2 separate regions of the Homo sapiens genome follow, and region 2 is linked to region 1. A link is a loop called in an ENCODE intact Hi-C map of the cell type or tissue named here. Cell type or tissue: natural killer cell. All regions are shown on one strand. Links, peaks and the distances in the headings refer to the core of each region. The heading gives the core; the rest is flanking DNA.

What was found. A loop is a pair of places that touch in the nucleus more often than their neighbours do. Peaks named below come from ENCODE experiments on the same cell type or tissue, not always from the same donor. Only the 100,000 strongest peaks of a DNase experiment are listed, where the experiment ranks them.
Region 2: a loop joins it to region 1, with 11 times the contacts of the local background. A loop is called at or near these places in 2 of 110 quality-filtered maps.

Annotation. Positions count from the first base shown.
Region 1 is chr10:12,439,433-12,455,177 of GRCh38, forward strand. The region is part of intron 1 of CAMK1D (calcium/calmodulin dependent protein kinase ID); the gene reads left to right. Among named protein-coding and RNA genes, the nearest start is that of CAMK1D, 98 kb to the left of the region's middle. RefSeq lists an enhancer at 8,974-10,173. In natural killer cell, for the core only: no CTCF peak of the experiment used is centred there; a DNase peak (open chromatin) is centred at 9,459; H3K4me3 peaks cover 330 bases; H3K27ac peaks cover 897 bases.
Region 2 is chr10:12,506,011-12,521,755 of GRCh38, forward strand. The region is part of intron 1 of CAMK1D (calcium/calmodulin dependent protein kinase ID); the gene reads left to right. Among named protein-coding and RNA genes, the nearest start is that of MIR4480, 65 kb to the right of the region's middle. RefSeq lists an enhancer at 3,441-3,490. In natural killer cell, for the core only: no CTCF peak of the experiment used is centred there; no DNase peak of the experiment used is centred there; H3K27ac peaks cover 1,215 bases.

The sequences.
Region 1 (15,745 bases), core at 8,253-10,752:
AATGGGCATGACTGAAAGGATATGCATGTTATTGTTTGCCTGCGTTTTAGGGCTTGGCTGTGATAACAGCTGTGGGATTTGCTCTCACCAGTCCTCCTCCCTGCTGTAGGTAGTGTTGTCAATGTGCACATCGGTGAAGGGTCCCGGTTGTAGAGCCACACTGCTGAGTGCTTTGCAGTTGAATTCACTGTCCCGGGAATCCTGAGAGAGGGATCGAGGACTTACTTGTTTGTTCTGCTGTCTTTGATATAAGACGAATCTGAGGAGATTTTGTTTTTCTAAATAAAATGGGAAAGACCTTAGTGGCCTAGAGTTTTCATATTAGTCCGTTTTCACGCTGCTGATGAAGACATACCCGAGACTGGGTAATTTATAGAGAAAAAGAGGTTTAATGGACTCACAGTTCCATGTGGCTGGGGAGGCCTCACAATCATGGTGGAAGGCAAAAGGCACATCTTACATGGCGGCAGGCAAGAGAGAGAATGAGAACCAGGTGAAAACAGAAACCCCTTATCAAACCATCAGATCTCGTGAGAGACCTACTCACTACCACGAGAACAGTATGGGGGAAACCACCCCGTGATTCAGTGAACTCCCACTGGGTCCCTCCCATAACATGTGGGAATTATGGGAACTGTAATTCAAGGTGAGATTTGGGTGGGGACACAGCCAAACCATATCACTTGTCTTACTTTCTAGCAGCAGATTGTCTAAGTCAGAGAAAGGCAGATGTGGGTTTGGCCTGGGATTCATTTCCTTGAAACTCTTCATAAAAGTCTTACTTGCATTATGTTGTAATTATGAAACAGTAGGTCTTTTTCCTGCCATTCCAACTATACGTTAGTCTTTTTGGATTTTTTTTTTTTTTTTGAGACGGAGTCTCCTTCTGTCACCCAGGCTGGAATGCAGTGGCATGATCTTGGCTCACTACAGCCTCCGCCTTCCGGAGGCAGGAGGCAATTCTTCTGCCTCAGCCTCCTGAGTAGCTGGGACTACAGGTGGACGCCACCACACCTGGCTAATTTTTGTACTTTTAGTAGAGATGGGGTTTCGCCATGTTGGCCAGGCTGGTCTTGAACTCCTGACCTCAGGTGATCCGCCCACCTCGGCCTCCCAAAGTGCTGGGATTACAGGTGTGAGCCACCATGCCCAGCCAGATACCTGTTTTTTTGTTTAATTTGGTGTGACGGAAGTTGAACTCAGTGGCACACTTTAAATGAATGCAGTTTATTGTGGATAAATTATACCTCAATAAAGTATATGAGATACGGTGTATGCCAGGTGCAGTGCTCAGGCCTTGGGCAACACACAGGTGATAAAACATGGTTCCTGTCCTGTAGGCTTCATAATCAAAAATGATCTGTATATATGATGGGATGCAGGAAATGCTACCTGAAAATACAGCATCTTGGCATACTGAATATTTCAGGCTGAAGGAAATGGAGGAAACTGCAGAAGCAGGGAGGTCACTCTCTAACCTTCTCTAACCCTTTTCCCCTAAAGTGGGCCAAAAAGAATTCTCTGGCTTGCCTGAAAGTCGGTCATAAGACCCTCATTCCAGTGGGGTTGTGCCCTATTCCCAGAGGCCAGGAAGAATTTGAAAAAGCAGCCCTTGCTAAGTTTCTCCTTGTTTATTACCATTAAATGATACCCTTTCGTCCTCCAATCATACGTCAGCATGACTGTCCATAAAAATAGACAGTTTTTCCTGGGTTGTTTGGACTTCATTTCTGAAGGCTCTCATGTCACATATGACTTACATTAATTTTTGTTTTCTTTCGGAGACAGAGTCTCACAATCTGTCACCGGGGCTGGAGTGCAGTGGTGCGACCTCGGCTCACTGCAGCCTCCATCTGCTGGGCTGAAGTGATCCTTCTGCCTCAGCCTCGCAGGTAGCTGGGACTACAGGCATATGCGACAGGCCTGGCTAGTTTTTGTATTTTTTTTAGAGATGGGTTTTCACCATCTTGCCCAGGCTGGTCTTGAACTCCTGGGTTCAAGTGATCCACCCACTTTGGCCTTTCAAAGTACTGGGATTATAGGTATGAGCCACTGTGCTTGGCCTTTAAATAAATTTTTAATGTGTTCCTTTTGTTAAAAAAAAAAAAAAGTCCTCACACCTGTAATCCCAGCACTTTGGGAGGCTGAGGCGGGTGGATCACTGGAGGCCAGGAGTTCGAGACCAGCCTGGCCAACACGGTGAAACCCTGCCTCTACTTAAAAAAAAAATTTTCTGGGTGTGGTGACACATGCCTGTAATCCCAGCTACTCGGGAGGCCAAGGAACAAGAATCGCTTCAACCCAGGAGTGAAGCCGAGATTGTGCCACTGCACTCCAGCCTGGGCAACAGAATGAGACTCTGTCTCAAAAGAAAAAGTAAAAAGTCAAACTCTTCCCCGCACCCACAAGGCTAAACTTACCTTTTCTTTTTATATTCTATTCCATACTCAAAGATGACAACTAAAATCCCCAGATAAACTGAGAAGCGCTTGATTATAGTCAGTTTCAGTCAAATCTCTAGGACACAGAATGGATTGGAAGTTGTATAAAATAAATTTTCTTGCACAATAATGTGGGGAAAAAAGGAAATGTGTATTTTTCAAGTTATAAAAGACAATCTCTTTGATGGTATAAAATGCAGCAGTAATAATTCTTCAAGTCTTATTAAAGAATTCAAATGGACCAAAACTCAGTAAAATGTTAACTCTAGGCTCAAGGACCTATGAAGGTAGTCTTTCTTAATAACTTGTTTTTCTTAAAACTTTGAGGCCGGGCGCGGTGGCTCATGCCTGTAATCCCAGCACTTTGGGAGGTCAAGGCAGGCGGATCACGAGTTCAGGAGATGGAGACCATCCTGGCTAACATGGTGAAACCTCGTCTCTACTAAAAATACAAAAAATTAGCCAGATGTGGTGGCAGGTGCCTGTAGTCCCACCTACTCAGGAGGCTGAGGCAGGAGAATGGCGTGAACCCGGGAGGCAGAGCTTGCTCTGAGCTGAGATTGCGCCACTGCACTCCAGCCTGGGTGACAGAGAGAGGCTGTGTCTCAAAAACAAGCAAACAAAAAAACTTTGATTTCTCTTAGACGTTATATGGAAATGGAATTTTATTCTGTGAATGTTTTATTTCAGATAGACTTGCAAAGCCCTTCTATACATAGACACTGTTTTTAGTTTTTTTGTCACCCCAAACCTCAAAAATGCATCTCAGCTTGAAAGACTTTCTAGACTTTTCCTGAGTCCAAAGTCATCCTGCTGATATCATGGTTTAGGTTCTGAAAGGTTTTATATCGAGTGTTTTTTTCTTCTTTCCTAAGAAGGAAAGGATCAGAAAGGAACTTGTAACCATTGTTGAGCATTTTAGGAAAAGTGAAAACCGACTTCATCCGTTTCATTTGTAAGGAGAAGCATGTTAGATGTGAGTATATTTGGAAACGTCCAAAATTTAACCATGACAAGAGACAGCAGTGTGATGGCAAATTTCAGGCCAAAGTCTGGAATTTCTTTGCTTTCTTCCCATTTTATCTTGTCTTCTCATTTCTTTTACTTTTCTACTTCTCTTCTCTCACTATTTCTTTGCTTTCTAACGTTTCCCATCAATTTTGAGCCATTTTCTTTATTCCATCTACATATGAACTCACAGCAGTAGCAAAAATACTGAGCTCTCAGAAATATATTTATCCATGTATCTAAGGACTCTGGAAAACAGATTCAAAGATGTGAAGCCTCAGTAGTGAAACTGACTCGAGGAGGAAAGACGTTTATGTGCGGCAGATCTTCTCGGGGTTTGCCTATTTGTAAAATGTATTCAGTATTCATGGAACAGATATGATGGGTGCTCACTCTACACCAGGTACCATGGTCAAACAGAGAGGGCTAACCTATGTTGCCTCCATTCTGAGAATCTCTGCGGTGACACAGGAGGGGACAGAAACAAGGATAGAAGCTTGTAGTTGCAATATAGTGTCGTGATGACCTTCACGAAGGCACGAACCATGTGTTGTGCTCGTATAGTCGTGTTACAGGAAAGGGGTCCTGATCCAGACCCCAAGAGAGGGTTCTTGGATCTCACACAAGAAAGAATTCAGGGTGAGTTTATAGAGTAAAGTGAAAGCAAGTTTCTTCGGAAGGTAAAGGAATAAAAGAATGGCTATTCCATAGAGCAGCCCTGAGGACTGCTGGTTTCCTATTTTATTTTATTTTTTTTTTTATTTTTGAGACGGAGTCTCGTTCTTTTGCCCAGGCTGGAGTAAAGTGGAGTGATCTTGGCTCACTACAGCCTCCGCTCCCCGGGTTCAAGCGATTCTCCTGCCTCAGCCTCCTGAGTAGCTGGGATTATAGGCACCTACCACCATGCCCGGCTAATTTTTGTATTTTCAGTAGAGACGGAGTTTCACCATGTTGGCCAGGATGGTCTCGAACTTTTGACCTCAAGTGATCCAGCCACTTTGGCCTCCCAGAGTTCTGGGATTATAGGCATGAGCCACTGTGCCCAGCCTGGTTTCCCATTTTTATGGTTCTTTCTGGATGATATGCTAAACAAGGGACAGATTATTCATGCCCCCCCTTTTTAGACCATATAGGGTAACTTCCTGTCGTTACCATGGCATTTGTAATCTGTCATGGCGCTGGCGGGAGTGTAGCAGTGAGGACAACCAGAGGTCACTGTCATCGCCATCTTGGTTTTGGTGGGTTTTGGCCAGCCGGCTTCTTTACTGCAACCTGGTTTATCAGCAAGGTCTTTATGACCTGTGTTTTGTGCCAATCTCCTATCTTATTCTGTGACTTGGAATGCCTTAACCATCTGGGAATGCAGCCCAGTAGGTCTCAGCCTTATTTTACCCAGCTCCTATTCAAGATGGAGTTGCTCTGGTTCAAACGCCTCTGACAGTCAGGCATAAGAACCATGATGGAAACCTGCGTTTCCTTGGCCTCTGAGGCTTTGAGGAGGTGTATATGCTGATGTCGATGAAAAGAGTCAAACTCTGTAAAATATTTAAGGAGGTTTCTTCTGAGCCAAATATCAATGACCAAGGCCTATGATACAGCCCCAGGACGTCCTGTGAACATGTGCCCAAGGTGGTTGGGGTGCAGCTTGGTTTTATACATTTTAGAGGGACAGAAGTTAGAGGCAGACATCAGTCAATATCGTATTTAAGGTGTACATTGGTTTGGTCTAGAAAGCCAGAACAATTTGAAGCAGGGATTTCCAAAATCTCTGAATGCAAGTGCATTCAAAGAAAGGGATTTTGGAATAGATTTTGAATACAGGTGCATTCAAAGGTTTTCTGATTAGCAATTGGTTGAAAGAGTTAAGTTATTATCTAAAGATGTGGAATCCATAGAAAGTAATGTCTGGGTTGAGATAAGGGGTTGTGTAGACCAAGGTTTTTATTATGCAGATGAAGCCTCCAGGTAACAGGCTTCAGAGAGATTAGACAGTAAAGGTGCCAGACTCTTAGTTAAATCTCTCTTGGAACAGGAAAAGATGTGGAAAGGGGATGGGATTCGCTACAGAATGTAGATTTTCCCCACAAGAGACAGCTTTGCAGGGTCATTTCAAAATATGTCAAAGAAATGTGTGTTGGGGTAAACTACTTTGATTTCTTTCAGGGCCTGCTATCTGTCACATGATGCTATACTAGAGACAGGCTGGAATTTGGTATCTTATTGCTACAAAGCATCTGTTTTCTCAGTCTTAAGATTTCTGTTTGAATGTTAATGCATGCCGGCCAGTCGTGCCCGAATTCCAAAGGGAGGAGGGTAGAATGAGGTGTGTCCGATCCTCCCTTCCCATCATGCCCTGCACTAGTCTTTCAGGTTAACTTTGGAATCCCCTTGGCCAAGAGGAAGGTCCTCCATTCAGTCAGTTGAGGGGGTTTAGAATTTCATTTTTGGTTTACACCAATTAGAGTTCATGTGAGAGTTCTGAAATGAAACCTCACCTTGGAGAATGAGTAGAATTTAGTCAGACTTAGCTTTGGTTCTGCCATTTTGTTTTGGCTTCCTTTCACATGAAGACAGGCCATTGTCCTGTTTGCTCTTGTTCCTTGGCTGGTTTCAATGTTAGCATTGCCCTTACAGACTGGGCAGAAGAGTAGACAGACTTTTCTTTGGGTATTCAAAATATCACCATCAAGTACTGTTAACGTGCTTTTTTAGACTGGAAACTTTCCCAAGGCCGTTTTCCCCACCCACTGACTTGCCTTTAGCCATGATCATCATTGCTTTTGTCCTGTCTGTAAGAATAAAAAGAAAAAGTCCTTTTAATGTAAAAGTCATAAACCATGTCCTGACAACTGCAGAGAATTATATTGCTCATTTGTTTTTATTGTTAGTATAACTTTTAATTGTCTTCCTTATCTTTGTGCCTGACTGTTGTTTGCTGGCTGAAGTTAACTATGTTTTGAAAGTCAGTTCAGAGGTGAATGAATGGTGAGGTCATCATAGCAGATATAGACATGTTGGCGTTTTTTTTCTGAATGTCAAATGCTAATTTTAGCCATAACAAATTTTGAAAAAGAATGAAAAGTTCCCAGCGAGGGAAATAAAGGTATTCTGTGTGGGAGGCACCTGTTATTTGCAGATAGTACTGTTCATTTCTTTTGCAGATATGAAATACAGTCTCTTTGCCTCAATTATTACTTCATCCTTCAGCCTGCTAGTGTTACAGAAAAGGGGTCATGATCCAGGCCCCAAGAGATGGTTCTTGGGTCTCGTGCAAGAGAGAATTCAGGGCAAGTCCACAGAGTAAAGTGCAAGCAAGTTTATTAAGAAAGTAAAGGAATCAAGAATGGCTAATCCATAGACAGAGCAGCCCCGAGGGCTGCTGGTTTCCCACTTTTATGGTTATTTCTTGATGATATGCTAAACAAGGGGTGAATTATTCATGCCTCCCCTTTTTAGACCATGTAGGGTAACTTCCTGATGTGGCCTTGGCATTTGTAAACTGTCATGGTGCTGACAGGAGTGTAGCAGCGAGGACAACAAGAGGTCACTCTCGTCGCCATCTTGGTTTTGGTGGGATTTGGCCGCTTCTTTACCGCAGCCTGTTTTATCAACAAGGTCTTTATGACCTGTATCTTGTGCCGACCTCCTGTCTCATCCTGTGACTTAGCATGCCTTAACTGCCTGGGAATGCAGCCCAGTAGGTCTCAGCCTCATTTTACCCAGTCCCTACTCAAGATGGAGTTGATCTGGTTCCAGTGCCTCTGACACTAGTATTTGAGGAAGCTCAGATGTTTCTAAAGTCTGGATAGTAGCCATGATATAAATCCTTTCTCTTTTTGCAGTTGGAGACTTTACAGCAAGCTCTATGCCGGTGATTCCCAAGCCCTTTGGAGTTAGAACTCTTTGTCCTTGTTGTTCTGGTTTGAGTCTACCCTTCCTTCCCTGCTGTCAGATACTGTGTGCTGTATCTTAGTTGGATGTTGACTTCCTTTGAGAATTCTTTGATCTTTTCTGAGAATTACATGAGATACCTTAAATTGGGCTAAATGTAGGGAAGGGATTTTGGAATAGAACTAGGGAGTGTCCCAACTGGCAGCTTCCCCAATTCATCCTAAGACATTTTGCCATGTCTAGGATGGGTTGTTTAAGACAACGTCTCCTTTTCTGGGATGTTCGAAACTCAGTGTTTGGGTCTAAGTTTTTTCCACTGTGTCTCTCTCTCTCTGTCTTTTTTTACTGAGTATATTCTTCTGCAGAATGGTCTGTATCTCGTGTTAGCTTCAGAAGGCACCACTTTCAAGAGGTAATTAAATTATAAAGATTTGTTCGAAGTCATTATCAATACTGGAGAAGTTAGCAAAGGTATTGGAAGGCCAACAACAATTTATTTCCCATGTCACTCTTTCTGCAGAAACTCACCTAGAGTCCTTAAAGGGAATAACTGGTAACTTTCTGATATATCATGATGAGAGGCCTCTGCTGGCCACTGGGCAGCCTTCAGATAGTTTTTTCCTTTTTTAAAATGTTTAAATTTTTAGGGCTAGGTGTGGTGGCTCATGCCTGTAATCCCAACACTTTGGGAAGCTGAGACAGAAAGATTGCTTGAGGCCAAGAGTTTGAGAACAGCCTGGGCTACATAGCAAGACCCCGTCTCTCCAAAAAATTAAGAAATTAGCTGAGTGTAGTTGTGTGCACCTGGGGTCCCAACTACTCAAAAGAGTGAGGTGGGAGGATTGCCTGAGCCTGAGAGGTTGGGACTGAAGTAAGCCAAGATTGTGCCACAGCATTCCAGCCTTGGTGATAGAGTGAGATCCTATTTCAAAAAAAAATATTGATTTTAAGTTAATTTTGTAGTTCACTGTAGTCTTGAACTCTTGGACTCAAGTGATCCTCCTGCCTCAGCCTCCTGAGTAACGAGGACTACAGGTATGTATCACCATGCTTGGCTGATTTATTTTTTTTACTTATTTTTATTATTATTATTTTTTGAGATGGAGTTTCGCTCTTGTTGCCCAGGCTAGGGTGCAATGGCACAATCTCGGCTCACTGAAACCTCTGCCTTTGGATTCAAGTGATTGTCCTGCCTCAGCCTCCCAAGTATTTGGGATTACAGGTGTGTGCCACTACACCTGGCTAATTTTTTTCTGTTTTTAGTAGAGACAGGGTTTCACCATGTTGGTCAGGCTAGTCTCGAACTCCTGACCTTAAGTGATCCTCCTGCCTTGGCCTCCCAAAGTGTTGGGATTACAGGCATGAGCCACGACTCCTGGACTTTTTTACTTACTTTTACTTTTTGTATTTTTATTTTTACTTATTTTTATTTATTTATTTTTTTGTTTCTCTATATTGCCCAGGCTGATCTTGAACTCCTGGCCTCAAGTGATCCTCCTGCCTTGGCCTCCCAAAGTGTTGGGATTACAAGCGTGAGCCACGATGCCTGGATTTTTTACTTATTTTTACTTTTTGTATTTTTATTTTTGCTTATTTTAATTTTTATTTTTTTTTTGTTTCTCTATATTGCCCAGGCTGATCTTGAACTCCTGGCCTCAAGTGATCCTCCTGCCTCAGCCTCCCAAAGTTGCTGAGATTACAGGTATGGGCCACCATGCCTGGCCCACAGAGTTCTCTGGAGGAGAAACTGTAGAGCCGTGTGGATTCTTGCCTGGGTTTGTTTAGAGATACTACGGACTTCTTGCCTAGGTTTGTTTGGAGAAGAGTCAAGCAGTACTTGAGTGATTTGAATTTTTGTTGAGAAAAACAAAGTGAAAAACATTTTTTCGACATCAGATATGTTGTTTTAGCCTCTGTGGCAGATTTTATTTTTCTCTTTTACTTTTTGTTTTTATCCTTTTGTACTATTTTTAAAGAAAGGAATGAGAAGAAATTATCCCCGGACCATTCCTCCCGGTGAAAAACATGAAATGTGACTATCCGGAAATGGAGTGTGATCACAGGGGCACGTACGGCTGAGTCATCCAAAACGCTGACTGTCGTGTAGGGCTCCGTGGTTTTGGTGGTTTTCTTAACTTCTCTGTGCCCTGGTTACTTCATCAATGTGATGGAGATAATAATCTCATCGGATGTTGTGATTTACTGAGATCATTCTTGTAAACACTTAGAATAGTTCCTGGTACACAGCAAGCGGTTTGTGATTGTTATTGTATGATTCTATCCAGATTCTATTACGTCATGTTACTATGTTATGAAAGATTCCAGTTCCTTGGTGCACTGATGTGGTCTTTGAAACTCAGAACAAATGTTACCTGGGCCGATGTTACATGAGTATTTGGCCATTAAAATCAGATAAAGAGGCCAACCTAGCAAGTTACTCTCATTGAAGTGTGGCTTGTCTGCCATCCTCATTGGGAGCACGTAGAACCTCCCCAAGCTGAGTGGGCAGGGTCCGTGTGGCTGTGTGAAGGGCCCCGTCGTCTTGTGTAGCTGCTCCCGTGTTGAGAGTATAGCATGTTGAAAACAGCCTTGGCAGGAACCACGCTTGCTGTTAACCAGCTCGTCCACTAACCAGCTGTGTATACCCTAGGTCAGGCCAGCTGTTTAAAAAAAAAAAAAGTGAAGATATTTGCTAAGAGAGTAGATCTCAAGTGCCATCATCACACGCACACAAGGGGTGATGATGGCAGTTGATAGGTATGTTAGCTTGATCATGGTGATCATTTTATGATGTATACATATATCAAAACATCATGTTACGATGTATACATATATCAAAACATCATGTTACGATGTATACATATATCAAAACATCATGTTGTATACCTAAATATATACCATTTTTATTTGTCAGTCATACCTCAGTAAAGCTTAAAAAAAGACACATGTTGGCCGGGCGTGGTGGCCCACGCCTATAATCATTTGGGAGGCCTAGGTGGGTGGATCACTGGAGGTTAGGAATTTGAGATTAGCCTGGCCAACATGGCGAAACCCCACCTCTACTAAAAATATAGAAATTATCTGGGCATGGTGGCAGGCGCCTGTAATCCCAGCTAACTGGGAGGCTGAGGTGGGAGAATCGCTTGACTTGGGAGGCAGAGGTTGCAGTGAGCCGAGATTACACCACTGTACTCCAGCCTGGGCGACAGAGCGAGACTCCATCTCAAAAAAAATACACACGTATATAAAAAAAGTAAATTGGAGACATCTTGATGTTACACCCATACTAACAGTAGTGTCAATCTCTGTTCCTTCACCCAAGGAAGGAAAGAAGGAAGGAAGGGAGGGAGGGTGGGGAGAGAGAGAAAGAAGGAAGGAGGGAAGGAAAAAGGGAAAGAAGGAAGGAAGGAAGAAGGAAGTTTCCCTATGTAATTAAAATAGCATTATCACAACTAATACAATTAATACTAATTTCTTAATATCCAGTTTGTATTCCAGTTTCCCCAGTTACATTTGGGTTATATACTGAGTTTACAGCTCCACAGTCTCTTCGTGTGGGGAATGAGGAGGTGGAACTAACTCCATGAGCTCTCAGGTTTATATAAGCGTGAAAGTTTTATGTTTAATACCATTAGGAAGAGCCGTTGTGATTTTGTTAATTTCTTGTTCTTAAAGAAGGATCGAAGCTTTAGAGACATAAACGTGGCTCTCTAGCCAGGTGAAATGGAAATCTGGAAGTTATTTGGTTAAGAGAATAAATAGGGATGGGTTAGTGGTGTCTCCAGCTGGGCTTGGCTTGTAGATTGGGCAGCTCACACATGGACAGTGGTTTGATGACTTGTGTACTGGCCAGAGAGAAGGAGGCTGTGTCCTGGTCTGAGACCCAGCAGGTTTGAGGTCTTGTATTTTCTAGTCTCCATAAATGTTCCCAATGCCATTTCGAGTTACAGTGAGGACTTGGACAGCCCTTTGCATTTAGTTTTGTTTTGTTATTTGAGACTCTGGTGTTTTCTTCAAGGAGGCTAAATGCTGGGTCTATTGGGTTACCTGTCTAAGGAAACTCCCATTGTTCCAGAATAAAAGAAGGATGAAAAACTCATGCTTTGACTGCCTGGCGGCTATCAGGTGCTGCTGGCCCCAGAGGTTATGAGCCAACTGGCATGTCCTGCGCCTCATGCAGGCTCCCACTGTGAGAACCAGCTTTGAAGACCTCCCACCTAGACCTGCCCGCCATGTAAGAGGTGCGGTGCTGGGTGTCTGCCATGGGCCGGGGAGTGAGGAGAACCATTCTTTCCCACATGAGCTCTGAACCAATTGAGAAGTAGGGCTGAGGGGCCAGGCAGGTGGAGATCAAAATGTTAAATTCATTCCTGATAAAAGTTCCATTGGAGGACTGGGGCATGTTTTAATAAAGGGCTTCCTCACTCTCAACCTCAGAAGCAGTCCGCCTAGCCCCCTGCAGGCTCCTCCTCTGGCCCAGAGGAGAGATGTAGTCTGTGGGCTTCCCACGGGTTCCCAAGAGAAAGGAGGGAGAAGGAGCTGGGCTGGTGCCCTCCATCCCCTCCTGGCCAGCTGGGTAAGTCTGTTCTCTTGCCTTGGGAGGAGGAAGAGGTAGGAGGGCCTGGAGGAGATTCCTCTGTAGACATTGGGAACCTGCTCCATCTTCACTCTTGCCCTCTTCTTGGGACCTGGTATCCCCAGGGACCCAGTGCCCTGGCTCCATTTGAGGATTTCCACCCTGGGGCAGCTCTTTTCCTGTCTCAGCTTCACAGACTAATTTATTTAGAGGGGGCGAGAGAAATGAGATAAATTCTGATAATAGTGGCACTTAATAAATATTAATTGTCATTCATATACATGATATGCATTTCTTGAACTGGTAAATCTTTCAAAGAATTTATTTTACAATTTCTCTCAAACTCTGAATATTTGTGGAGTAAATGAATATACCAATCCTTTGTTGCATTGGGAGGCAGAGACTTGAGGATGGTTATGTGTTTGTGTGTGTGTGTGTGTGTTGGAGAGTGGGTCAGAGACGAAGTGGGACAGGGAGCTAAGGCTTCTGGAAGATTCCCTGGGGGATGTCCATGTTCTCAGTGTCCCGGGGGCTACTCTGGCCGATGGGCCTTCGACCACCGGGGTCCCAGGAACCAGAGCAACAGAGACATTGGGGATCTGAAGCAGCACATGTGCTGGGGGCCGCCTCCTTTTCCAAGTGGCCAATAGCCCCTTAATTGAGGGAGAGGAACCATCCAGGTTCAGAGGCAAAGCCCACTTGAGAGGGAAGGAGGAGAGTCTCGTGGAGCAGGCGAGTCAGGTGGGCGATGTTTGCGGATCCCTTTGCAAGCCTGTTTTCACAGTGTTTTCAGGTGTGTTCTGAGAGCAGCGTATGGAACCCGACAATGACCTTTGTTCACATTAATGGAGCAGATGATTGCATTGCATTTTTTGGGTTCTTAAAAAAATGGTAATATGTATTATTGTAAACTGAATTTACAATATTTATACAATTATTTATATTGATTTATATTGTATAAATATACAGTGTCCAGTTTTTCTCACATCTAGCCCCTTTCTTCCTTTCATTTACAAAGAAATCATAAGGAAATTTCTCAGAATGTTATGTGGACTGAATAAATATTTATACATTATAAATAATTGTATAAATATACAATATTGTATACAATACAGTACAATTATTTATAATGTATAAATATACATTTATTTGTATATGTATTTGTATGTATAAATATGCATTATGGTCCATATATCAATACACATTATAGTAATATGTATTAATGTAAGTTTGACCATTTTGACTTTTTTTTTTTGAGACCGAGTCTCACTCTGTCGCCCAGGCTGGAGTGCAGTGGTGCAGTCTTGACTCACTGCAACCTCCGCCTCCTGGGTTCAAACAATTCTCCTGCCTCAGCCTCCCGAGTAGTTGGGATTACAGGTATGCACCACTATGCCTGGCTAATTTTTTTATTTTTAGTATAGACGGGGTTTCACCATATTGGTCAGGATGGTCTTGAACTCCCGCCTTGGCCTCTCAAAGTGCTGGGATTACAGGCATGAGCCACCGCGCCTGGCCCATTTTGACTGTTTTTAAGAGTACAGTTCAGTGGCATGAAGTATATTCACATTGTTGTGCAGCCATCGCCACCATCCATCTCCAGAACTTTTTCATCTTCCCAGACAGAAACTCTGCCCTCATTCAACAGCAACTCCTCATCTTCTCTCCTCCCAGTCTACGGCCAGCCCCATTCTACTTTCTCCCTCTATGTATTGGACTACTCTAGGGGCCTTGTTGAAGTGGATTCGTCAATATTTGCCTTTTTATGACTGGCTTATTTCACTCAGTCCTCAAGACCCATCCAGTTTGAAGCATGGGTCAGACTTTTCTTCTTTTTCTTTTTTCTTTTTTTTTTTTTTGAGATGGAGTTTCACTCTGTCGCCTAGGCTGGAGTGCAGTGGTGCAGTCTTGGCTCACTGCAAGCTCCGCCTCCTGGGTTCAAGCGATTCTCCTGCCTCAGCCTCCTGAGTAGCTGGGATTACAGGCGCCTGCCACCACGCCCGGCTAATTGTTGTATTTTTAGTAGAGATGGGGTTTCACTGTGTTGGCCAGGCTGGTCTTGAACTCCTGACCTCATGATCCGCCTGCCTCGGCCTCCCAAAGTGCTAGGATTACAGGTATGAGCCACTGTGCCCGGCCAGAATTTTCTTCCTTTTTAAGGCCGAATAATATTCCATTGTATGGCTAGATCATATTTCGCTTACCCATTCATCTGTCCATGGACTGTCTGAGTAACCTTTTGGCTATTGTGAATCATGCTGCTAGGAATATTGGTGTATGACTATGTTGCATTACATTTTTAAAAGGAAACTTTCGTTGAAATATAATACAGGCATTGCATTTTTGGCAACCACAACACACTTCTGACTTACATGGACTTACCTGAACTGCTGGTTATCCAAAACCCCTAAAGTTTTAAATGTAACAACTAGGATACATTTTATCATGGAGCCTTGCCTGTTTTGTTCTGAGTTGTTAATTTTTATGCACAATCTTGTGAGATCCAGCTCATTATATCAGCCTGTCAAGATCTTTTTAGAATTCTGAGTTTAGTTTAATTTTGGGTTGTCCACAAACATGATGATCGTATCCTCTCTCTGTACAAGTCACCAATAAAAATGCTGAAGAGGAAGGGGCCAGCAGCAGAGCTCTGGGGGGGCTGTTGAAACCCTTCCCCTGGTTGGGTCTTGCTGTGCAGGTGTTTATCGGTCCAGTTTTTCTTGCTTCTAGCTCCTGTCTTCATTTCATTTATAAGGAAATTTCTTACTATATTATGTGGACAGCAGGTTGTCATTCTGTTTTTGAATTTAATTTTTTTGTTTGTTTGTTTTCGCGATGGAGTCTCGCTCTGTCACTCAGGCTGGAGTGCAGTGACGCGATTTCAGCTCACTGCAACCTCCGCCTCCTGGGTTCAAGCAATTCCCCTGCCTCAGCCTCCTGAGTAGCTGGGACTACAGGCGCGTGCCACCACGCCTGGCTAATTTTTTGTACTTTTAGTAGAGACGGGGCTTTACCGTGTTAGCCAAGATGGTCTCAATCTCCTGACCTTGTGATCCATCTGCCTCGTCCTCCCAAAGTGCTGGGATTACAGGTGTGAGCCACCACTCCCGGCCGAATTTTAATTTTTTTTTAGAGACAAGGTCTTACTTTGTCACCTGGGTTAAGAGTGCCGTGGCACAGCATAGCTCAATGCAGCCTCAAATTCCTGGGCTCAAGCGATTCTCCTGCCTCAGCCTCCCGAGTAGCTGGGACTATAGGCGTGCACTGCCATGCCTGGCAAATTTTAAAATTTTTTGTAGAGATGGAGTCTCGCTGTGTTCCCCAGGCTGGTCTTGAAATCCTGGACTCAAGTGATCCTCCTGCCTCAGCCCCTAAAAGTGCTGGGATTACAGGTGTGAGCCTCTGTGCCTGCGCTATGTTGCCACTCACCTAATAATCTGCAAACCTCTGGAGAATGGAACTAAGCCAGACTGGCTGTCCGCGCTCAGGTTTTTTAGTAGGTAAAATTTTAGGTGAATGACAGTTAGCTGTTCTCCTACATTCTCATTGCCAGGTTATAATGCAAGCAAGTTTCATACCAAATTCACATAAGATCCCTTATTTAGGAAATGTGTGAGCAGGCCGGCCGGCTGGCCGAGTACAGTCTGGGTGGTGGTTCTGTCATCAGGAGTCCCTGCTCTGTGCCTTACTGTGTGCTCTGAGTGCCACTTTGGATGAAAGCTTCCCTCGAGGCAGATTTTCCAGTATTCCAAAACCAGGGTTCTCTTACCCTAGGAGGAGCCTCAGGCAGCCAGAAATTTCCCAAACCAATGGCTGGACCTTTTTAGGA
Region 2 (15,745 bases), core at 7,446-9,945, 66 kb after region 1:
GATGTGTGAAGATGGCAAGTCCGTTAACTTCCTGAGCCTTTATTTTCCCGTCCATGTAATGGTGTATGATGCCTGTTCAGCTTGTTTCCTGAGGTTGCTGTGAGGATCAGAGAAGATAATGGATGAGGCTGGGCATAGTGGCTCATGCCTGTAATCCCAGCACTTTGGGAGGCTGAGGTGGGAGGATCACTTGAGGCCAGGAGTTCGAGACCAGCCTGGCCAACATGGCGAAACCCCCGTCTCTACTAAAAACACAAAAACTAGCCGAGTGGGGTGCCATGTGCCTGTAATTCCAGCTACTCAGGAGGCTGAGGCTGGAGAATTGCTTGAACCTGGGAGACGGAGGTTGCAGTGAGCTGAGATTGCCTCATTGCACTCCAGCCTGAGCAACACAGTGAGACTCTGTCTCAAAAAGAAAAGATAATGAATTAGACCATTGTAGGGAAATGTAAGTTTCTCTACACACCATAAAGGAATAAAGGGAAGATCTGGGCTCTCTCTTTCTCTCTTTCTTTTTTTTTTGAGACGGGGAGTCTCGTTCTGTCGCCCAGACTCTGAAGTGCAGTGGCACGATCTCAGCTCACTGCAGTCTCCGCCTCCCGGGTTCACGCCATTCTCCTGCCTCAGCCTCACGAGTAGCTGGGACTACAGGCGTCCGCCACCACGCCCGGCTAGTTTTTTGTATTTGTAGTAGAGACGGGGTTTCACCGTGCTACCCGGGATGGTCTCGGTCTCCTGACCTCGTGATCCGCCCGCCTCAGCCTCCCAAAGTGCTGGGATTACAGGCGTGAGCCACCGCGCCCGGCCTGGGCTCTTTCATGCCCACCTAGCCCTTGGTGCCCCCGAGCCCGAGGGTAGGACCTGCCAACCTCGGGTCACATCATGTCCTTAGTTCCTAGCGTGATGCTCCATGAATGTGTGTGGAATTAATGAAAAAGGAGCAAGGAGATGGACTCTTAATATTTCCCATATAAATATAGAACTGAGAACAGTTTTCAAATTAACTGCACCAATTAATAGAGGAAATGATGTATTGGGTTGTTCGTTGGAATGCTGAGTGGCTCATTAAAAAATGTAATGACAGGCAAGGATGAATTTCTGAAAAGTTCTGAGAAGTTTGCAGCTACTGTGTGAACACCACCTGGACTTTTCTTGCAGCCTTGTTTACCTGTGACTCTTTATTCCCAGGATCATGTGCAAAATGTATCTCACAAGCTAATACACGGAGTGGAGAAACACAAAGAGGCTAAAAGAGCTCTTGAAGTCTGGGACCTAGTGGCAGTAGGTTTCTTATATAAGCTTGGATGGTGCCTGCAGGCTATAGGTTGTTGCTTAGAGGATTCTGTCCTTAGAAACAGGGAACTGGCCAGCAGCAGGGAAGCACCCTTTTTGTTTTTAATTTCTGTTAATCAGATGGGGGAGTACGTTGTGTCTAAGGGGAATTTCACCTCCTGGTTTCTTCTGCTAGAATAATTTCCCTGTAATATCAGGAAATCCTATTTTTCCTTTTTCAGGAATGACAGAGGGCGAGTGGGTGATCTAGTAGATTGATTTAGGCCCAGCAACTGTGTGCCTCTGTGTAGGTTTTTGGCTGAGGGCCGCCCGGAAGAAAGGATGCTTGTTCACATTGCACAGAGGCACTGCGGATGGGCTTGTGGTGTCCTGAGGTTTGCGTTTCTTGAAAACCACCAGCCCGGTCCCTCCCCTGTTTCTCAGCTGGGCCCTTCCTGTGGTTCCCAATTCTTTTATTTCTCTCGTGTTAATTCCTTGCCGTCTGCCTTGCATAATGCATTTGTCTTTTTCTGTCTCCAGTGGCAGGGAATTTTGATCCTTGCTTCTTTCCTGTGTCTGTGGCTGCTTCTCAGGTTTGTATTCTAGAATTCACCCCCTCTTCTCTCATCCCTCTCTTCCCCAAGCCTCTACACACTTTCCAGGCCACATTGTTCCCAGATCTCTGAATGCCCTGGGAAGCTTGTGAAATGCAGAGTCCTGGGTCCTGTCCCTGGCGCGTTGATTTGACAGGCCTGGGGTAGGACTGAGATGCTGGTGTTTTTAACGAGCATCCCGAGACACTTGGAGAAACAGCTCTAGGAAGACGATTCCCAAATCCAGATGCTGCCTGTTCTCAGGGAGAAATCCTGCTTTCCAGCTCTGTGCTATGTATGTCCTTGGCACCTCAGCTGAATCTTTCTGGAAGTAAATGCATCGCTATTCATGAAGGCCAAAAGGTGGAAACAACCCAAATTTCCGTTGACGGATGAAAGAGCAAACAAAATGTGGTCTCTCCATGCAGTGGAATATTATGCAACCTTACAAAAAAAGGAAATTCTGACCCATGCTGCTGCATGGGTGAAACCTGAGAATGCGCTAAGCGAAACAGGCCAGACACAAAAGGACAAATGTCCTATGATTCCACTTACTCAGGTACCCAGAATAGACAACTTCACAGTAGGGACAATGGTGGTTACCAGGGACTGGGGGGAAGGGAAATGGGGACTTCTTGCTCAGTGGGCACAGTTCCCATTGGGAAGATGAAAAAATTCTGGAGGTGGACGGCGGTGATGGTTGGACAACAATGTGAATGTACCTAGTGCCACTGAACTCTACAGCTGAAAATGGTAAAAATGGTAAATTTTATGTGACATATATTTTATCACAGTTTTTTAAAAAAGCAAACACATGGGTCTCCTCCCTTTCTCCCTCCCCAACTAAACTCCCCATCCTGAGGCCTCTCTGCAGTTCACATAACCCTGATAAAGCCGAGGGAGAGGGCTTGGGGGACCCACTTGACTTATTTTTTGCACTTAAGCTGAAAGTCATGAAAATGCGGTGTCCTTCTTTCCCGGACTCTCTTTAAGAAGATTAAAGGAAACCACATTCATAAGCCACAAGGACACTCCTGGAAAATTCTTTGTCCTGCTCCCCAAATCTTTTCTGCTTCCGTTTGTCCTGTTCATTGATGGAACCCCGCTGGGAAGGACTGAGGACTGGGCTGGAGTTCTGCTGGTATAAATCACCTTGGAGAGGGGATGTGGGGACAGAGTCTTGACCATTCACAGCTGATTGCATTTTGTCTTGTGCAGAGAGAGCAGTAGGTGCCCAGAGAGAGAGGTCAGGGGGGAACCTTCCTCTGGATAATTGCACGACTTTCCCTTTAGCAGCCGCCAATGGGAAGGGGCCCCAGGCAGAGGCTGTCACCTGGCTTTGCTGAGGTCTGATCTCTACCCTGCTCCAGGCTTCTAATACAGCCATTCTGTGACATGGAACCCAGCTCTTGTTTGAAAAGCCACTAGAGACCAGGTTTGGCCATACCAGTGTTTCATCATTCCACGAGCTGGTCTGGAATGCCAGCTTCCTCTTAGCTGTGAATTTGCTTGTCTGGACACAGGTGGAGTGATGCCACTCTTTTCTGCCAGAACCTTGAGGTTTTAGAATGTGACTTCTAGGACTTCTAGGCTGGGTTCAGTGGCTCACGCCTGTAACCCAAGCACTTTGGGAGGCCAAGGCAGATGGATCACTTGAGCCCAGGAGTTCAAGACCAGCCTGGGAAACATGCTGAAACCCCATTTCTACAAAAACGAAACAAAATGAGTATCCAGGTGTGGTGGTGCATGTCTGTCATCTCAGCTACTCAGGAAGCTGAGGTGGGAGGATGAATTGAGCCTGGGAGGTTGAGGCTGCAGTGAGCCATAAGGGCACCACTGCACTCCAGTCTAGGTGACAGAAGGAGACTCTGTTTCAAAAAGAATGTGACTTCTAAGTGGTTCTTGTCTGAAACCAGGCTCTAGTAAAGTCCTGCCGTTCTACATAATACATGGTAGCAATTTCTCAGTTCACCCAGGACATCATTGGTGATTGTGACTCAAAAGTAGCCACATGGAACTGGGTGAATTACATGAAGGCCTGAGTTAAACAGCCTCCTAGGCTGGGCGCCTGTTTCCTATGTGGGCTGGGATCACTGAAAATAAGATTCTGAGGTGTTACCTGCTTTTATTACTGTAGGAAGGAAAGTCAGGCTTTCAGACAGAAATCATGTAGGCAGATAAGAACCAAACTGAGCCTTCAGTATCAATGAATGTGCCCTGTGGGCCCTTAGCTCAAGATATCCACTGTTCAGTTTAAGAGGGTTTGGGGTTGCTCCCGTCTGTAATCCCAGCACTTTGGGAGGCTAAGGCAGGCGGATCATTTGAGACCAGGAGTTCAAGACCAGCCTGGCCAACATAGCAAAAACTCATCTCCACTAAAAAATACAAAAATTAGCTGGGCGTGGTGGCACATACCTGTAATCCGAGTTACTTGGGAGGCCGTGGCAGGAGAATTGCTTGAACCCAGGAGGCGGAGGTTGCAGTGAGCTGAGATTGTGCCACTGCACTCCAGCCTGGGTGACAGAGCAAGACTCCGTCTAAAAAAAAATAATAATAAAAGAGTGTAGCCACGTGGGCATTTTGAAGCCAGTTCCGAAGTTGTCTAAAGATCTTGTTTAATCATTTCCTTTTACCTACCACACAAACACTCCTTCGAACAAGCACATCTGAGAACTGAATGTATTTTCACTACTGTGGCTGCAAGCAAGTCAGGCAGAATCAGACTCTTTGCCAAGGGAACTTGTGGTCTTGCTGCCAGTGCCACCTCCGGGACCCCCCTACGAATTCAGTGCTTCCCAAGAGTCACCAATGACAGGAGATTTCATTCTGGCCACTCCTGAATGAATCACAGGAGCGGCTTCTGCAGGAAGTGGTGGGGACACAAATGTACAAGCGTGGCATTTTCTGGATTCCTGTGAATTCATTCTGTAGGGAAGACAGTGCCAATGCATGCAAATGAATGCAGATCGACAAGCCTGGAAAAGCCTTAATTCAGCAGAGCACACACAATTGATTTCTCATTTCTTCAAGGCGGTCCCTGCTCTGCTAAGAAACGGAGACTGGAGGAGGGAAAGGACTCGGCTCTGGGAGGCTGTGCAAAAGACTCAGATTCTCAAGCAGGGTGGTTTGACCTCCACTTTTCATTCTTGCAGCACTTACACGGGATGCGGAATTTTAGTTTGCATTCAGTGGCCTGCTTTGTTGTAAATATGCTCACATTTTTCTTCATTGGTATCTGCCTAGCTCCCAATTTAGTATGCTCTGGGTGACGGGGAATCTGGGTTTGGGCAATGGAACGTCTGTCTTCCTCTGCCTTTATGGATTACCATGCAGATGTGGGAGTCAGCTCAGTTACTGCTGACCTGGTAGGGCTGGAGGCCAGAGGTTTTCAACTGTGGCAGCAAATTGGAATCTCCTGGGGAACTTTAAAAATTAATATCCATGGCCAGGCACAGTAGCTTATGCCTGGAATCCCAGCACTTTGGGAGGCTGAGGCTGGACAGTCTCTTGAGCCCAGCAATTTGAGACCAGCCTGGGCAACACAGAGAGACCCTGTCTCTACAAAAAAAAATAATAAATAAACAAATTGGTCAGGTGTGGTGGTGCATGCTTGTGGCCCCAGCTACCTGGGAGGCTAAGGCAGAAGGATCGCTTGAGCCCAGGATGTTGAGGCTGTAGTGAGTGGTGATCGCTCCACCACACTCTAGCCTGGGCAGCAGAGTGAGACCCTGTCTCAAAAAACGAACAAACAAACAAAAAAACCACATATCTGGGTCCTCCTCCAATCCAGTTGGATCAGAATCTTTGGGTGATGCCCAGACATTGTTTATTTGTTTGCTTTAAATCAGTCCCTTGGGTGATTCAAATGTGCTGCAGTATGCAGAACCCATGGGCCGCCCAGAAGGATCGGCTCTCCTGGATAGACACGAGACTTTCTTTCCACTACAGTGATCATGACGATGAATGTATAACCTCTCGCCAAGCCAGCGGCATCTCCAGCAGTGGGGAGTATGTACCCGTCCTGTGAGCTTGGAGCTCCCTGGCTCCATGCCGTGAAGAAGCTGAACGAGTTCACCCACAGTGTGTTTGGACTCTCAGTTTCTTCATCTGTGCAATGGGTGTAAAGATACCTGTCTGGTGTTCCCCATAGAGTTGTTGGAAAGGTGCAAATGAAACCAGATGTGTTTGGAAAAGCAGCTGGAAATTGTAACTGGGCATTATGCTAAAGGGACCTCTGCTATACCCTAGCATATTAGAGGTGATAAAAAGCCCAGTGCCTGGTGACTTTAGCATGAGAGCACAAATAAGTATCAAAACGTGTCAGCTCATCAAAACATTTATAAAACCCCTTCCAAAAGAGGTACTGGAATAAACGGAGCTGTGCTTACACAGGACGTGGACTTTTAGGAATTCTGATTCGTTGGGGAGAAGTTAAAGCAGTAGAAAACACTACCTTACGTTGTCACTGGTTTCAGACAAACCCGGAGTCTCCATCACCAGCAAAAACCTGCTTTACTGTTTATTATTATTATTTTTTTGAGATGGAGCCCTGCTCTGTCGCCCAGGCTGGAATGCAGTGATGCAATCTCGGCTCACTGCAACCTTCGCCTCCCGGGTTCAAGCGATTCTTCTGCCTCAGCAGCTGCCCGTTGGGAGACTCGGAGCTCATTACTGAAGCATTACTAAATGTGGCATGTCTTTATTTTCATAGATAAGGCTTCACTTTGGCTTCCAGGAATTAGACTCCGTAGTGGCTACTGGGGCATCGTTTTCTGATTTCCAGGTGCCCCTTTGTAGCTGTCATCAAGCCTGGGAGTGTGGCACAGTGGATGGTCAATCTTTGTGTTTTGTTCAGCTGAGAAGAGAGATTGTGCTCATAAAAGCTCACTAAAGCTGGTACGAGTGTTTGCTTATTTCCGAGGGAAAGAAGGTTCCTGGTCCAGGTGATTTCAGGGTGTTCTGAGACTGCAACAGGGAAAGCAAGCCGACCACATGGGGCTAATATTGACAGTTCCCATAATAGATGGACCGGAGCGAGCATACTTTGTTTGACTTTGCCTCAGTTGTTTTCTTTTTCCGAGCCGAATTAACAGCACACACCTGGAGGAACACAGTGGGGATGGTGTTGTCTTTCCCTCACGAGCAGGAGAGGTTTGGATTGACTGCCCAGGCCAGCTCAGAAGAGGAAATTCTGAAAGGGGATCCGTCTTTGTCATATTCCCTGAATCAAGTGTTTCTGGCTGCAGCTGCCTAGCCAGGTGTTTTGCTGGCTTTATTGCCTGGCCTTTTATTTTTCTGCCTCTTGACCAACAAGAGGCCTTCCTGAATGTGCTCCACAAGATGTGTCAGGATGGGGAGTGAGGACACAGCCACCCTGGACGCGGGCAGCCCTGGGGAAGGCATGATGACAGGCTTTTGAGTTCTTTGGACAGGCCATAAATGAATCGTGTGGGTCTTTGGGGAGCAAAGCAACACTGTTGTAAATCTGTGGGCTTTGTCAGCCTTTCAGTGCTGAACCTGTAGTTGGTCAAGTCATACAATGTGCAGTGGGCCTATAAAGTAAGGCCTGTTATGAATATGTGAGCTTCTTGAGGGCAGAGCCTTTGACTTTATAAAAAGTACTTAATTAGGCCGGGCGTGGTGATTCATGCCTGTAATCCCAGCACTTTGGAGGCCGAGGCAGTCAGATTGCTTGAGTCCAGGAGTTCGAGACCAGCCTGGGCAACATGGTGAAACTACGTCTCTACAAAAATCCAAAAAAAGAAAAATTAAAAAATGAGCCAGGTGTGGTGGCATGCATCTGTAGCCCCAGCTACTCGGGAGGCTGAGGTGGGAGGATCACTTGAGCCCGGGAGGTGGAGGCTTCAGTGGGCCGTGATCATGCCACTATACTCCATTCTGGGTGACAGAGGGAGCCCCTGTCTAAAACAAAAGCGAAATCAAAAACGATGTGATCAGTGTTTGCTGAACTGATGGTGCATTATCCAGTGTTTAGAGTGAATTCAAAACTCAAAAGTAGGGAAAGTGCAAGTGATGGATGTGGCTGTATCTCTACATTCATCTGTGTTCACTTCAAACATTTATGCCTCTCTGTTCGCTTGACTGCAGCGGTGGGCTGTGCTGGATACCACTAGGATTATGAATGATGCCATCTGCACACAGGCATTTGTCACTGCCCCCCTAGAGAGAACAGAGTTTCCCTGACTTGCTATGATGAGGTAATGGCATAATGGATCTGAAAGTGCTTTTCAGCTGGAGTGCGGCGTGGCAGTGGTGAGATTTCATTAATGTGAATGCTCATAGCAACCAGCTGTTTTATCTCGCTGCTTCCACTATGAGGCAAGAGGGTGATGGAACACGTTATAGATTGCTAGCACACTGCTAACCCTGCACACACATATATTGCTTATAATATCACACTACTTATTATGCAAATTCGGTAGCAATGTGGGTCTCCTTTGGGCCACATTTGGAAGTGTGTGCATCAAGTAAATAAAAATTTCTAAGGTAGCACAGAGCACTTACCACCACAATGATGAAAAGAATAATGTCCCTTCAGTTCTAGCCTAGATGCTACACACTGCCCTGTGGGTTCACACTAGTGAATTTAATTAGCAAGATGACATGGTGAGATAGAGATAGGAGTGTTATTTCCTTTTTACAGATAAGGCCTAAAGTCAAGAAGTATGTGGGGCAGGCAGGATTTCAGCTCGTAGTTTGGCCTTGCCTCAAAGTCTGTATTATTGATAATTATGTTTTAGTAACAACTTAGTTCCATGGGTTCCCTGATGTAGGTTTTACAGAGTACGAAGCTAGCATAGGCTTCAGTCAAAGCTGTCTTGCAGCTTGAAAGAAGAAATGATATTATTCGCTTTCCCCACTCAATAAGAAGTGTCTAATACAATGTGTGGTACATGGCTAGTGCCGTGTATTTACTGGTATACGTTTATAGCCTTTATTTTATTTTATTGTGTTTTATTTTATTTTATTTTTGAGACCAAGTCTCACTCTGTCGCCCAGGCTGGAACGCAGTGGTATAATCTTGGCTCACTGCAGCCTCTGCCTCCTGGGTTCAAGTGATTCTCCTGCCTCAGCCTCCTGACTAGCTGGGACTACAGGTGTGCACCACCACACCTGGCTAATTTTTTTTTTTTATTTTTTATTTTTAGTAGAGACGGGGTTTCGCCATGTTGGCCAGGCTGGTCTCGAACTCCTGACCTCAGGTGATCCACCCCCCTTGGCCTCCCAAAGTGCTGGGATTACAGCATGAGCCACCACACCTGGCCTAGCCTTTCTTTTTAAAAAAAGTTTTTAAATTTATATGCAGTAAAAATGACTCTTACGGTGTGCAGTCTGAATTCTGACACAGGCATAGAATCATATTACCACCACCACAATCGGATACAGAACATTCCCATAACTTCGCCAGATTCCCCTGTGTTACTCCTTTGCAGTCCAACTATCTGTCCAGCCCGAAGCCTCGGCAGCCTTTCTCTATAGTTCGCTTTGCCTATAGTTTTCCTTTTCTTTTTTTTTTTTTTTCTTTTTTTTTTTCATTATACTTTAAGTTTTAGGGTACACGTGCACATTGTGCAGGTTAGTTACATATGTATACATGTGCCATGCTGGTGCGCTGCACCCACTAACTCGTCATCTAGCATTAGGTATATCTCCCAATGCTATCCCTCCCCCCTCCCCCGACCCCACCACAGTCCCCAGAGTGTGATATTCCCCTTCCTCTTTTTTTTTTTTGAGACAGAGTCTCGCTCTTTTTCTCAGGCCGGAGTGCAGTGGCGCGATCTTGGCTCACTGCAAGCTTCACCTCCCGGGTTCACGCCATTCTCCTGCCTCAGCCTCTCCAGTAGCTGGGACTATAAGCGCCTGCCACAGCACCCGGCTAATTTTTTTTGTATTTTTAGTAGAGATGGGATTTCACCATGTTAGCCAGGATGGTCTCGCTCTCCTGACCTTGTGATCCCCCTGCCTCGGCCTCCCAAAGCGTTGGGATTACAGGCGTGAGCCACCGTGCAGGGCCATAGTTTTCCTTTTCTAGAATGTAATACTCTTAACAGTATACAGCTTCTTTCTCTTAGCATAATTTCTTTGGAGATTCATCCATGTCGTTGCATGTATCAACAGTCTGTTCCTTTTCGTTGCTGAATGGTAAGCCATTGTATGGTGGTGAAGGGTTTGTTTCACCATTCTCAGTTGAAGGGCTTTGAGGTTCTTTCCAGTTTGTTTGTTTGTTTTTTGAGACAGAATCTTGCTCTGTCATCCAGGCTGGAGTGCAGTGGCGTCATCTTGATTTACTGCAAGCTCTGCCTCCTGGGTTCAAGCAATTCTCTGCCTCAGCCTCCTGAGTAGCTGGGATTACAGTTGTGCAGCACCACGCCTGGCTAATTTTTGTATTTTTAGTAGAGACGGGGTTTCACCATCCTGGCCAGGCTGGTCTTGAACCCCTGACCTCGTGATCTACCCACCTCAGCCTCCCAAAGTGCTGGGATTACAGGCGTGAGCCACCGCGCCCAGCCTCCAGTTTTAATGATTTTGAATATAGCTGTTACAAGCATTTGCCTATAGGTTTCTATGTGAACATATGTTTTCATTTATCTTGGGTAAATAAATAGCTAGGAGTGGGATTGCTGGGTCATATGTAAGTATTTATTGAACCTTGTCAGAAATTGCTAAACTGTTTTCCAAAGCATCTATGCCATTTTGTATTTGCACCAGCAGCGTATCATGATGCTGTTGCTCTATATTCTTGTTAGCTCTTGTTATTGTCAGTTTTTAAAACATTCTAGTCAAATTAATAGTCATGTAGTGATATCTCACTATGGTATGAATTTTCAATTCCCTAATAACTTATGAGTTTGAGCATCTTTTCATCTGCCTGTTTGCCATCTGTATATCTTTAATGGAGTGTTTGTTCAAATCATTTACCCGTGTTTAAAAACCACGTTGTTTTTCTTGTGGAATTTTGAGAGTTCTTTATAGATGTTGCCTTTCCATATAAATGTTAAGACTATCTTGTCAGTTTCTACAGCAGACTTGCTGGGATTTGAATTGGGATTGCATCGAATCTGTACATCAACTTTGGAAAAACTAATATCTTTGTAGTATTGACCTTCCAGTTCATAGACATGATCTGTCCATTTATTTTGGTTTTCTTTGATTTCTTTAATCAATGTTTTATAGTTTTCAGCATTTTATCCTGTATGTACGTTGTTATAGTAATGTTTACACCCAAGCATTTTATTTTTGCAGCTGTTGTGAATAGTATTATTTTTAAAATTTTTATTTCCAATTGTTCATTGCTCGTATATAGAAACATAGTTGGTTTTTATGTGTATGCTGTGACCTTGCCAAACTCACTTAATAGTTCTAGATGCTTTTTTTGGGTCAGTTCTTTGAGATTTTTAAAAACATAAACAATCATGTTATCTGCAAACAGAGATATATTTTATCCTTTTCAATCTGTATGCCTTGCTTTATTGTCCTCACTAGGACTTTCAGTGTGATGCTGAATAGGACATAGAAATGATGAGAGAGCAGACATCCTTCTTTGCCTTATTCTTGACCTGAACAGAAACCATTCAGGCTTTTACCCTAAAGTATGATGTTAGCTGTAGGAATTTTGTAGATCCTCTTTATCTAGTTAAGGAAGTTTGCTTTCTATTTCTAGTTTGCTGAAGTTGTTTTAAGTCATATGTGGATATTGAATATTATGAAATACTTTTTATGTGTCTGTTGAGATGTCATATGGCTTTTCTTAGTCTGTTAAAATGGTAGATTATATCGGTTGATTTTTGAATGTTGAACCCGCTTTGTATTCTTGAAATGCATATCACGTAGTTGTGGTGTATTTTTTTTTATTATATATTGCTGGATCCCATTTGGTAACAGTTTGTTAAGAAGTTTTGTGTCTGTGCTCATGGAGAATATTGGTACTATTTTATATTCCTACCAGCAGTGTATAACTTTTAATGTCTTTGTCTGATTTTGATATCAAAGGAATCCTTGACTTACAAAATGAGTTGCAAAGTATTTCCTTCTCTTCTGTTTTCTAGAAGAAATGGTGTAGAATTGGTATTATTTTTTACTTAAATTCTTGGTGCAATTCATCAGTGAAATTACTTGGACCTTCAGTTTTCTTTTTTGGAAGGACTTTAACTACAAACTCAATTTCTTTACTAGATACAGTAGTATATCCAGATTGCCTGTTTTTTCTCAAGTGGTAGTTTTTATCTACTAAAGAACTGGTCTATTTCATCTAAGCTACGCAAAGCTAAGCATTAGCAAACTGAAGCCCACAGGCCAGCCACCTCTTTTTATGAATAAAGTTTTATTGGAACACAGCCATGCCTGTTCATTTGCTTATTGTCCATGGCTACCTTTGCACTATAATGGCAGAGTGGAATAGTTATGACAGAGACCATATGACCAACAAATTTTAAATATTTGCTGCTTGCCCATTACAAAAATATTTGCTCACATCTGATTGGAGTTGTCTCATACTTGGGCTTAGGGTTGTTCATAATGTTCTTTTATTAGCCCTTTAATGTCTATAGGGTCTGTAGTGATATGTCTTTATTCATTCTTTTTTTATTTTTTATTTTTTATTTTTTTTTTTTATTGATCATTCTTGGGTGTTTCTCGCAGAGGGGGATTTGGCAGGGTCACAGGACAATAGTGGAGGGAAGGTCAGCAGATAAACAAGTGAACAAAGGTCTCTGGTTTTCCTAGGCAGAGGACCCTGCGGCCTTCCGCAGTGTTTGTGTCCCTGGGTACTTAAGATTAGGGAGTGGTGATGACTCTTAACGAGCATGCTGCCTTCAAGCATCTGTTTAACAAAGCACATCTTGCACCGCCCTTAATCCATTTAACCCTGAGTGGACACAGCACATGTTTCAGAGAGCACAGGGTTGGGGTTAAGGTCACAGATCAACAGGATCCCAAGGCAGAAGAATTTTTCTTAGTACAGAACAAAATGAAAAGTCTCCCATATCTACTTCTTTCTACACAGACCCGGCAACCATCCGATTTCTCAATTTTTTCCCCACCCTTCCCGCCTTTCTATTCCACAAAACCGCCATTGTCATCATGGCCCATCCCCAATGAGCCGCTGGGCACACCTCCCAGACGGGGTGGTGGCCGGGCAGAGGGGCTCCTCACTTCCCAGTAGGGGTGGCCGGGCAGAAGCGCCCCTCACCTCCTGGATAGGGCGGCTGGCCGGGCGGGGGGCTGACCCCCCCACCACCCTCCCGGACAGGGCGGCTGGCCAGACAGAGGGGTCCTCACTTCCCAGTAGGGGCGGCCGGGCAGAGGCGCCCCTCACCTCCTGGATAGGGCGGCTGGCCGGGCGGGGGGCTGACCCCCCCACCTCCCTCCCGGACGGGGCGACTGGCCGGGCAGAGGGGTCCTCACTTCCCAGTAGGGGCGGCCGGGCAGAGGCGCCCCTCACCTCCCGGACGGGGGGCTGACCCCCCCACCTCCCTCCCGGACGGGGCGGCTGGCCGACCCCCCCCCCCCCGCCTCCCTCCCGGACGGGGCGGCTGGCCGGGCAGGGGGCTGACCTCCCCACCTCCCTCCCGGATGGGGTGGCTGGCCAGGCGGGGGGCTGACCCCCCCACCTCCCTCCCGGACGGGGCGGCTGGCCGGGCAGAGGCGCTCCTCACTTCCCAGTAGGGGCGGCCGGGCAGAGGCGCCCCTCACCTCCCGGACAGGGCGGCTGGCCGGGCGGGGGGCTGATCCCCCCACCTCCCTTCCGGACGGGGCGGCTGGCCGGGCGGGGGGCTGACCCCCCTCCTCCCTCCCGGACGGGGCGGCTGGCCGGGCAGAGGGATCCTCACTTCCCAGTAGGGGCGGCCGGGCAGAGGCGCCCCTCACCTCCCGGACGGGGCGGCTGGCCAGGCGGGGGGCTGATCCCCCCACCTCCCTCCCGGACGGGGCGGCTGGCCGGGCAGGGGGCTGACCCCCCCTCCCCCCTCCCGGACGGGGCGGCTGGCCGGGCGGGGGGCTGACCCCCCACCTCCCTCCCGGACTGGGCGGCTGGCCGGGTGGGGGGCTGACCCCCCCACCTCCCTCCTGGACGGGGCAACTGGCCGGGCAGAGGGGCTCCTCACTTCCCAGTAGGGGCGGCCGGGCAGAGGAGCCCCTCACCTCCCGGACGGGGCGGCTGGCCGGGTGGGGGGCTGACCCCCCCCCACCTCCCTCCCGGACGGGGTGGCTGCCGGGCGGAGAGGCTCCTCACTTCCCAGATGGGGTGGCTGCCGGACGGAGGGGCTCCCCACTTCTCAGACGGGGCGGTTGCCAGGCAGAGGGTTTCCTCACTTCTCAGACGGGGTGGCCGGGCAGAGACGCTCCTCACCTCCCAGACAGGGTTGCGGCCCAGCAGAGGCGCTCCTCACATCCTAGACAGGGCGGCGGGGCAGAGGCGCTCCCCACTCAGACGATGGGCGGGTCAGGCAGAGATGCTCCTCACTTCCTAGTTGGGATGGCGGCCGGGCAGAGACGCTCCTCACTTCTTAGATGGGATGGCGGCTGGGCAGAGACGCTCCTCACTTTCCAGACTGGGCAGCCAGGCAGAGGGGCTCCTCACCTCCCAGACGATGGGCGGCCAGGCAGAGACGCTCCTCACTTCCCAGACGGGGTGGCGGCCGGGCAGAGGCTGCAATCTCGGCTCTTTGGGAGGCCAAGGCAGGCGGCTGGGAGGTGTAGGTTGTAGTGAGCTGAGATCACGCCACTGCACTCCAGCCTGGGCACCATTGAGCACTGAGTGAACGAGACTCCGTCTGCAATCCCGGCACCTCGGGAGGCCGAGGCTGGCGGATCACTCGCGGTTAGGAGCTGGAGACCAGCCCGGCCAACACAGCAAAACCCAGTCTCCACCAAAAAAAAACGAAAACCAGTCAGGCGTGGCAGCGCGCGCCTGCAATCGCAGGCACTCGGCAGGCTGAGGCAGGAGAATCAGGCAGGGAGGTTGCAGTGAGCCGAGATGGCAGCAGTACCGTCCAGCTTTGGCTCGGCATCAGAGGGAGACCGTGGAAGGAGACCGTGGGGAGAGGGAGAGGGAGGGGGAGGGGGAGGGGGAGGGGGAGAGCTTTATTCATTCTTAAGATTGGTAATTTGTGTTCTCTTTTTAAAATCAGCTTGGCTAGAGGTTTATCAGTTTTCTATATCTTTTAAAAGAGACAGCTTATAGTTTGATTGATTTGCTTTATTGTTTTTCTGTTTTCAATTTCATTGATTCCTGTTCTTATCCTTATATGTTCTTTCCTTCTGCCAAATTTGGGTTAAATTTGCTCTTCTTTTTCTAGTTTCTTGAAGTGAAATGTTATATGTTTGATTTTAGATCTTTCTTATTTCTCATATAAGCACTTAATGTCATACATTTCTCTCCAAGCTATATTCCACAAATTTTTGGTACTTTGTATTTTTATTTCAGTTAATTCAAGATGTTTTCTAACTTGCCTGTCTTTGACTTTTGGACTATTTAGAAGTGAGTTGTTTGCTTTCCACATATTTGAGAATAATCTACATAATCTGATATTGATTTCTGGCTTAAGTAAATTACAGTCAGATAACATACTTTGTGATTTTTTTTAATTTAAAGTTTGTTTTATGATAAAGTTTGATTTATATATGTAGTATATCTTGTTGAATGTTCCATGTGTGCTTAAAAAGACTTTGTGTTCTGCCATTAGTGAGTAGAGTGTAAATTAGGTAAAAACATTTAATAGTATCATGCAGGACTTCTGTATCCCCGCCAATTTTCTGTCTGCTTGTTCTATTTGTTACCAAGAAAGGGGTGTTGAAATAACCATCCAAGTATAATGTTGGATTTGTCCTATTTTTCTTTCAGTTATTGCCTCACATATTTT